Regions from separate parts of the Homo sapiens genome. Here region 2 is linked to region 1. Evidence: chromatin contacts called from ENCODE Hi-C or POLR2A ChIA-PET data. All regions are on one chromosome and are shown on one strand. The core of a region is the stretch at or near the end of the contact, and the rest is flanking DNA. Distances in the headings are between cores, read along the strand shown.

Region 1 (4,448 bases), core at 728-3,227:
GCTGAGTCACTACTGCCCTCTTTAGGCAGGACGTGCCTCCGTAGCTTGCCATAATCGTCACCACTCTCTACTACCCAGCCTTCTGTGCTCACTAATTTTGCCTGCTTGCCCCTAGGGCTTTTTGAGTTTGGGACCTCTGCTTTCACAAATGTTGAGGTTTGATCAAATTGATGCAGTTTATTTCTCAGTGATGGACTATTTGGAAAGGGAGGGACTGGCCTTTTCTCCTTCCCTGTGATTGAATTCCATTGATGTGTGCTTTGGAACAGCATGACCAAGGGGACTGCAGCCCCTCCCTGAGCACATTACTGGCAGTACTTTTGGACAGGCACCCAGAGAGACATAGCACCCAGATCATTGCTTCAGGTGTAAGAGTCATGCAGAGAAGTGACACGCTGCAGCTCTGAGTCAGTACGAGCCCTGGCACACCAGTGTGTTGGTACAAAATGTCATCACGCACCAGCAGCCAAGGGACTCTGAAACCCTGGGATCATATAGAGGCCTGCATACCCTCTCTGTCAGCAGTCCTCAACCATTTTGGTACCAGGGACCGGTTTCGTGGAAGACAATTTTTCCACGGACTAGAATTGGGGGGATGGTTTTGGGATGATTCAAGCACATTACATTTATTATGCATTTAATTTCTGTATTGTTACATTGTAATATATAATGAAATAATTCTACAACTCACTATAATTTAGAATTACTGGGAGCCCTGAGCTTGTTTTTCTGCCACTAGATGGTCCCATCTGGGGGTGATGGGAGACACTGACAGATCATCAGGCATTAGACTCTCATAAGGAGAAGGCGACCTAGATCCCATGCACGCACACAGTTCACACAGGATTCCAACTCCTATGAAAATCCAGTGCCACGGCTGATCTGACAGGAGGCAGAGCCCAGGCGGTAATGCGAGTGCTGGGGGGCCATTATAAATACAGATGAAGCTTTTGCTTGCTCACGGGCCACTCACCTCCTGCTGTGTGGCCTGATTTCTAACAGGCCATGGACTGGTACTGGCCTGTGGCCTGGAGGTTGGGAACCCCTGCTCTACGTAGTGTTCTACCAAGAGCATGGCTGTCCTTGGAGAACAGTGACAGCTGAGCATCATCATTCCATGAGTGTTGCTCCCTCACGGTATAGACATAACCAGAACGTCACAATAACTTACTCTACTTAGACTTGCCAAGGCCTCCGGGAACACTGCTCTAATATTCAGCACCTTTGTAACTTCAGGATAAAGCTGAATCTGCAGCTCTGTCACCTACTTTTTTTCTTTGAGACGGAGTCTTGCTTTGTCACCCAAGCCGGAGTGCGGTGGCGCGATGTCGGCTCACTGCAACCTCCACCTCCAGGGTTTAAGCAATTCTGTGCCTCAGCCTCCCAAGTAGCTGGGATTACAGGTGCCCGCCACCAGGCCTGGCTAACTTTTTTATTTTTAGTAGAGACGGGGTTTCACTGTCTTGGCCAGGCTGGTCTTGAACTCCTGACCTCGTGATCCACCTGCCTCGGCCTCCCCAAGTGCTGGGATAAACAGACGTGAGCCACTGCGCCTGGCCAAGTACCCTTATCCATAGGACACTGTCACATCCTAGCACCGTCCTGGAGCTTGTGTGATGTTTTTATATCTGTTTTAACAGTTAACACCCACGGCCGTTCTACATACAGTGTTAATGCTACAATTAATGCTCTCTGGCTCTGTAAATACTAGACTAATCTGTCTGCCTCATCCCATACCAGCAGGTGAGCCTCAGATGATTCTTGTTTTCCATAGCTACAGACCCCAAAGATCAGAGTAAATATAACTCCATATACACATATGAAAAAAAGTGATTGTTTTTCCTCTGCCAGTTGCCAACAGAAGTCAAATTCTAGAAAACTAACATTAACAACAGGCACGTTTTGACTTGTCATGTCTCATTTCAAAGACACCAATGAGCATCACCCGATCTGCTGCAGAGGCACAAAGACCCTGTGTCTCCTAGCTGAACGCAGCCCGGGCTGGGGCGGAGGGCAGCAGCTGCTCAGCCATCAACAGCCCTGCCACATGCCTGGGCAGGGCCCGGAAATGAGCTCAGCCTCTGGAGGAGCCTGGGGAATGGAAGGAAGGAATGTGGCAGCTTCCATCCTTGCCTTACGGGGCCTTCAGGCCAATGTCTCTTTCCCTCAAGGTGTCAGGGAACCGCTTTCTTGTGTTGTGTGCTGCAGGAAGAAGGTGGTGGCTGCAGACACCTGAAGCTTGAGCTTCTGTGATTGTCTCCCTGTGGACTGATTGCTGTAGGGCCTGCGGAAAGTTGCTGGACACTGCCAGCGGAACCGAGGCTGACTCAGACTGCCCGGAGTATCCCTCCTCAACTGCCATCAGCCGTCGGGCATCTGGGATCATCTCACTCAGGGGTTGCAAATTATGGCCCGTGAGCCAATTTCTCCCTGCAGTCTGGTTTTATAAATAGTTTTATTGGATTATAGCCACACCTATTCATTTATGTAATTGTTTATGGCTGCTTTTGTGCTATAACAACAGAGTTGAGACTGTCTGGCCCCTGAAGCTGAAAGTATTTACTATTTAGTCCCTAAAAGAAAAAGTTTCCTGACTCTTTATCTAACTTAAAGTTACAGCCAAAGAGGCTTCTGGGCGTCTTCTCAAATAAGAGGGGCCTGAGAAGTTCAGCCGTTGGGGACTTTTCCTCCTAGGCCCCAAGCACTTGAGCAACTTGACTTCAGGGAGATTCACCTGAGACCAAATGGTTCCAATAAATATCTATGATCTCTATGGAGGATCTACTATGTTCCAAGCACCACTTGTGTGTGCAGGATACAGTTGCTCATAAGGCAGACTGAGTCTCTGCTCTCCTGGGGCTCACAGCTTGGCAGGAAGGATCAATAGCAATTAATGAATAATTTAAGATGGAGACAACTGTGATGAGGGAAGAAAGCCCAGCTGTGTGAGGTCATGCCGTTCTAAATATTTTGCCTAGGTGTTCTTTGTCTTTCTCCTCCACTAGACTATAAGCTCTGTTGTGGTCCACATTGTGGCTTGATTTGTTCATTTCTATACTCCCAGGGCTTAGAACAGTGCCTGGCACATAGTACTCAGCAAACATGAATGAACAAATGAATGAATGAATATAAGAAAGACATCAGAGGCAGATGAAGGATCTGGGCGGCTTCCCTGACAACCTGATGCTTCAGCCCAAATCTGGAGGAGCAGTAGGGCTTACAGACAAAGACACAGTAGAGGGTGTGGGTGGGGAAAGGCATTCCAGGAAGAAGGCACAGTCTGGGTGAAGCCTCTATTCAGGGGAAACACCACACAGCCAAGGCAGTGATGTGAAGTGTGGCTGGGAGGTGCCAGAGCCAATGGGGCCATGTCAGCCACTGCAAGAATATTGGTGTTTTTCTCAGAGCAAGTGGCAGCCATTGAGGGTACTGAGGGAAAGGTACAGAGTGATGTGATCAGATTTGCATTCTGGCTACAAGTAGCAAATGGGTTGGAGCTGGGTAAGAATGGAAAGGAAAGGCCAGTCTAGGGCTGAGATCATGGGAAGCTGGATTCAGGAACGACGGTGCAGAGATGGGGCAGGTGATTGAAGTAGACTGATATGGTTTGGGTCTCTGTCCCCACCCAAATCTCATGTCATATTGTAATCCCTAATGTTGGAGGTGAAGCCCAGTGGGAGGTGATTAGATCAGAGGGCGGATTTCTCCTTGCTTTAATCGTGATAGTGAGTTCTCACAAGACATGGTTATGTGAAAGTGTATAGCACTTCCCCCTTTGCGCCCCCTCTCTCTCCTGCTTGCTGTGTGAAGACGTGCCTCCTTCGCCTTCCCCTTCTGCCACGATTGTAAGTTTCCTGAGGCCTTTGCAGCCATACTTCCTCTACAGCATGCAGAAGCAAGCCAATTAGACCTCCTGTCTTTATAAATTACCCAGTCCCAGGCAGTTCTTTATAGCAATGCAAGAATGGACTAAATCCTATTCAGATAATCCAAGAGACATTTAGGTGGATAACTTGACAGGCTTTGATGGTGGCTGGGTATGGAGATGGCAGGGCCAGAGAGAGGTGAAGGAGGCCTGCTTGAGTTCTGACTCTTCCAATTGGCAGGAAGAGTCAAACAAGGAGACCAGGTGTTTGACATTGTAAACAGGGTCGGTCTGAGGGCTTCTCTATGTGGGAGTGTAATTCAGGCTGCAGAACGTTCCTGGGAGAGGCACCTAAGGCCTGCATTACAGTATTGCCAGCAGATCCAGTCCATGCCTGCATCTAGGATGGGCACCGTGGGGGCCTGGAAATGCCCTTGAATAAAGTGACCGACGTGCAGCCTGTACAATTAACCAATCTCTGAGACTTTTCATGCACAAGATATTTGAGAGAAACATTGCCAAGCCCTTTAATCGTTTCTTGAACATTCAATCAGCAGCACTGGAAATATGTCTTACATGAAGC
Region 2 (4,830 bases), core at 1,914-4,413, 1.3 Mb after region 1:
ACAATTCTTTATATAATCCACATAAAGACCCTTATCAGATATATGATTTTCAAATATTTCTCCCACTCTGTGGCTCATCTTTTTACTTTATTGATGGTGTCCTTCAATATATAAAAGTTTCTCATTTTGATGAGGTCCAAGTTATCTATTATTCTTTTGTTGTTTGCACTTGTGACGTCATATTTAAGAAATAATTGCTATTCCAAAGTCCTGAAGATTTACACCTATTTTCCCTTCTAAGGATTTTATAGTCTTAGCTCTTACATTTAGGTCTTGGATCCATTTTGGGTTAATTCTTCTATTGGCTGTGAGGTAGGTAGGGGTCCATGTTTGTTGTTTTGCTTGTAGATGTCTAGTTGTCCCCGTCCCATTTGTTGAAAAGACTCACTTTTACCCACTGAATGGTCTTAGAACCCTTGTCAAAAATGAATTGACCAGGCTGGTCACGGTGGCTCACGCCTGTAATCCCAGCACTTTGGGAGGCCAAGGTGGGCGGATCACGAGGTCAGGAGTTCGAGACCAGCCTCGCCAACTTAGTGAAACCCTGTCTCTACTAAAAATACAAAAATTAGCTGGGTGTGGTGGCACACACCTGTAGTCCCAGCTACTCAGGAGGCTGAGGCAGGAGAATTACTTGAACCTGGGAGGCAGAGGTTGCAGTGAGCCGAGACCATGCCACTGCACTCCAGCCTGAGTGACAGAGTGAGACTCTGTCTCAAAAAAAAAAAAAAAAATCAATTGACCATAGATGGGTTTATTTCTGAATGTTCAATTTTATTCTATTGATTTTTGTGTTTTATCTTTCTGCCAATACCACATTATTTTGATTACTGTGGCTTTGTAGTAAGTTTGTTCTTTTTAAAGATTGTTTTGGCCACTCAGGGCCCCTAGCATTTCTATATAAATATTAGAATATGTTTTTCTATTTCTGCAAAAAAAAAAAGGGCAGTGAAATTTTAATAGGGATTGTATTAGATCTGTAGGTTAATTTTGGGAGTATTGCCATTGTATTAGTCTATTCTCACGCTGCTATAAAGAAATACACGAGACTGGGTAATTCATAAAGAAAAGAGGTTTAATCGGATTATGGTTCCACAAGCTGTACAGAAGACGTAGTGGCTTCTGCTTCTGGAGAGGCCTCAGGAGGCTTCCATTCATGGCGGAAGGCAAAGGGGGAGTGAGGAGCTTCACATAGCCAGAGCAGGAGAGAGGGGGTGGTGATGCACACTTCTAAACAACCGGATCTCCTGAGAACTCACTGTAGGGTACCAAGCGGGGATGGTGCTAACCCATTTATGAGAACTCTGCCCCTATGATCCAATCATTTCTTACCAGGCGCCACCTCCAACACTGAGGATTACAACTAGACATGAGATTTGGTTGGACACAGATCCAAACCATATGAGCTATATTAACAATATTACATCTTCCAATCCATGAACCATGCATGGACCATTCCATTTGTTTAGGTCTTCTTTAATTTCCTTCAATACTGTTCTGTGGTTTTCCATCTACCAGTCTCACACTTCCTTGGTTAAACATGTTTCTTTTATCCCTTCAGATGTTGTTGTAAATAGAATTGTTTCTTTAATTTCATTTTTGGATTGGGGCAGTCTTTTGAAATAAGGACATGAGTGGGAAAAAGCAGAGGATGGCTGTTGACGCCTAGAGAAAAAAGTATAAACACAGAGAAAAAAAAAACAGAAGCCAGAAATTACATAAAAAGGAAGGCACCGGGAAAGATGAGAAAGAACAGGGTTGTGGGAGTACTACACTTAGCAAATGCTTAAGCAAAGTCAAGCTTTCAAGACAAGATTCCTAAAGCAAGGCAGGAGTATCCTAGGACAGACAAAAGCTCACTCGACAAGGCAAAGAGACAAACACCAGAGTTTGGACCCCACCAACTCCCTTAGCCAGCTGGCAATATGGTTTCACCACTTCTTAGAAAAGAGGAATGGAGAGGTGTCCTCAAAAGCCACCACTAGGCTTTCAGAATGTTTTGTGTGTCTGTGTCTTGGCAGAATGAGCCAAACGTACTTTCTTCGTGCCCCATAAGATGAGACACACCCAGCAAAGGCTGTCCTCATACAGAACTACCTCCAGGTGTCTTTTATACTGCAAGACCTGCACCAAAGGGTTCTACCTATAGAAATCCTAGCACCTAGACATAGTCAACCAAGTACATGGCTCCCTCACCCTCCAACCAAAGATGCCATATTTCCATCAGAGTGGAACAAAATCCCACTGTGTTCCTAATGCCTCCTGCAATTTTGCATGTGGGAGACATGGCTGGTATGTGACATTCTCTTCTACAGATTGTAATGGATTGGGGAAGGAGGGGGAACTAGAGTTCAGGCCTATCTTTCTAGAGGACAAAATAAATATGCCTTGATAACTGCAATTATCTGAAAACTATTTCAAAGAAAACTCTTTGTCTCATTCTGGCATTTGCTCAAGGGTATGGCTTTCCATCAGTCTCTCTGTCTCCATGTCTCTTTTACATACATATGTATGTGTATATGCGTGCGTATGTGTACATACATCCATACATATAGACATATTCTCTCTCTCTCCACACACACTCACACACCCCTCCAACCTCTGTGGCTCTGAGCGTCATGTGTGTAAGACACTGACGCGAATGGTGAGTGCCTAGGCAGGGGTCAAACAAAGGCTACCTACCATGCCAGAGGATTGCCACAAACACCTCTTAAGCAAGCATATTCCTTGGCTCCTCCCAGACACACTGAATCTGAATCTCTAGGATTCTGATTTCGGAGCCCAGGAATCCTCCGGTGCAGGAGTTCCCAGGTGACTCTGATGCACCGGGAGGCTGGAGGCGCTCGGATCTAGAGAGGAGGCGGCACTTGTGCAGTGCAGTCGGGAAAGAGAGGAGGGGCTGGGCCGGTGCCTTTAGGCGGTCAGGTGTTAGGACCGGAGTACAAGCCGCCAGCCGCGCGGGAGCAGGCCCCGAGGCAGCCCAGCCGCGGGGCAGTAACCTTTAGCCACACTTGGCCTCCGGCCGCCGCCAGAGCCGCTCCGCCCCCGCCGCCTCGCCCCCACCGCCCCGCCCTCCTATTGGCCGCGTCCCCAGCCGGGCTCGCGGCCTCGGCCAATGGGGCCGGCGCGCGCCGGAAGCCGGAAGCGCGGCAGCGGCGGCGGCGCTCCCCCTCGGCAGCTGTTGTGGGGCACCATGCGAGGCTTCGGGCCAGGCTTGACGGCCAGGCGTCTCCTCCCGCTGCGGTTGCCCCCGCGGCCGCCCGGGCCCCGGCTGGCGAGCGGGCAGGCGGCCGGCGCCCTGGAGCGGGCCATGGACGAGCTGCTGCGCCGCGCGGTGCCGCCGACGCCGGCCTACGAGCTGCGCGAGAAGACACCGGCGCCCGCCGAGGGTCAGTGCGCGGACTTCGTGAGCTTCTACGGTGGGCTGGCCGAGACGGCCCAGCGGGCCGAACTGCTGGGCCGCCTGGCGCGGGGCTTCGGCGTGGACCACGGCCAGGTGGCGGAGCAGAGCGCCGGCGTGCTCCATCTGCGCCAGCAGCAGCGGGAGGCGGCGGTGCTGCTGCAGGCCGAGGACCGGCTGCGCTACGCGCTGGTGCCGCGCTATCGCGGCCTCTTCCACCACATCAGCAAGCTGGACGGCGGCGTGCGCTTCCTGGTGCAGCTGCGGGCCGACCTGCTGGAGGCGCAGGCCCTCAAGCTGGTGGAGGGGCCGGACGTCCGGGTAAGGGGCCGCCGTCGATCCCCCGGCAGCGCGGACTGGCCGCCCTCCTCGAGTAGTCCTCACTTGCCCCCTCCAAGTCCCACACACCCCGCCTTCCCTGCCCGATAGCACGCTCACTTCGCCCGCAGTTACCGCCTGCCAACTGTGTCCCCTTCCCACGCTGTCTGAGTCCTGGCCTCGTCAGAGCACACCCCCGCCTTCCTCCAGTCTGTCCTTGAAGTCCTCACTTGTATAGTGTTTACTAAATACTCAGCACTTGGTGGTCTTTAAGGTAGCTGTCACCTCTCGTACCTGATTAGTGTGTGCTCTACAGTCTTTTGAAATTATTGTAGCTGAGAAGTGTTTCATCTATATGGTATACCTGAACTAGAGCATCAGGCAGCCTTCTGAGACCCTGGATGGTGTTTCAGAAGTTCACTGGGCACCCGCTATGTGTGAGACATTGTCCTGAGAAGTCCTGTGAAATGCACAAAGGTAAATAGGACTCAAGGTCACCACCACCACCCAGGAGTCTCCATGGCTTCTGGCCTTGTCTGTGCTCCATGACTTTTGGGAGGGCATTTAACTCCCTGCGTTCAGTACTTAATGTGATGATTCTGAGTTGACTTGAGGTAATCAGGCATTAGCACAGTTCATTCATGTTAAATGCAGACACATACTTTGAGATTTAAATGATTATGACCCGAAAGAAGGCCTAGAGCAACATATACTCTTCTTTTATACTGTTAGTATTAAATACGGCGAAAAACTAACCTGCCCTTTTTTTATTTTTATTTTTGTTGCCCAGACTGGAGTACAGTGGTGTTATCACGGCTCACTGCAGCCTCGACTTCCCCAGGCTCAAGCAATCTTCCCACCTCAGCCTCCTGAGTAGCTGGGACTACAGGTGCAGGCCACCATGCCCGGCTAATTTTTTTTTTTTTTTTTTTTTTTTGTAGAGAGGGCGTTTCACCATGTGGCCCAGGCTTAACCTGCCCTTTTAATGAACGAAAAATGACGTAAATGTTTCAGGAAGTTTTGGACATTCAGAAGTTTGTTATGTGCAGTTGGTGTTAAAAAAAAATTGAACACTTGAATGATTATGACTTGACCCATTTAAGAACTCTAAT

Evidence for each region. A loop is a pair of places that touch in the nucleus more often than their neighbours do. ChIA-PET counts read pairs that join two places held with the same protein, here RNA polymerase II (POLR2A). Pooled maps may share reads with other maps.
Region 2: a map of gastrocnemius medialis shows a loop between it and region 1 (4-fold over the local background). The contact joins the promoter of MLYCD here to the enhancer-like site in region 1. A Hi-C loop is called at or near these places in 2 of 168 maps with a recorded cell type or tissue (chondrocyte and gastrocnemius medialis) and 1 of 50 pooled maps. POLR2A ChIA-PET finds 5 or more read pairs at or near these places in 2 of 52 experiments (AG04449 and BJ).

What each region holds. Positions count from the first base shown.
Region 1 is chr16:82,632,119-82,636,566 of GRCh38, forward strand. All of the region lies in intron 1 of CDH13 (cadherin 13), which reads left to right. Among named protein-coding and RNA genes, the nearest start is that of CDH13, 7.4 kb to the left of the region's middle. Within about 2 kb of position 1,978, at least 11 of the 41 ENCODE cell types and tissues checked have a DNase peak (open chromatin) inside an H3K27ac peak, as active enhancers do; they include gastrocnemius medialis, where a contact is called at or near this core.
Region 2 is chr16:83,895,952-83,900,781 of GRCh38, forward strand. It overlaps MLYCD (malonyl-CoA decarboxylase), which reads left to right and starts at 3,164. Exons shown (of 5, transcript NM_012213.3): 1 at 3,164-3,721. The coding sequence starts at 3,194. RefSeq lists silencers at 2,934-3,363, 3,664-3,833.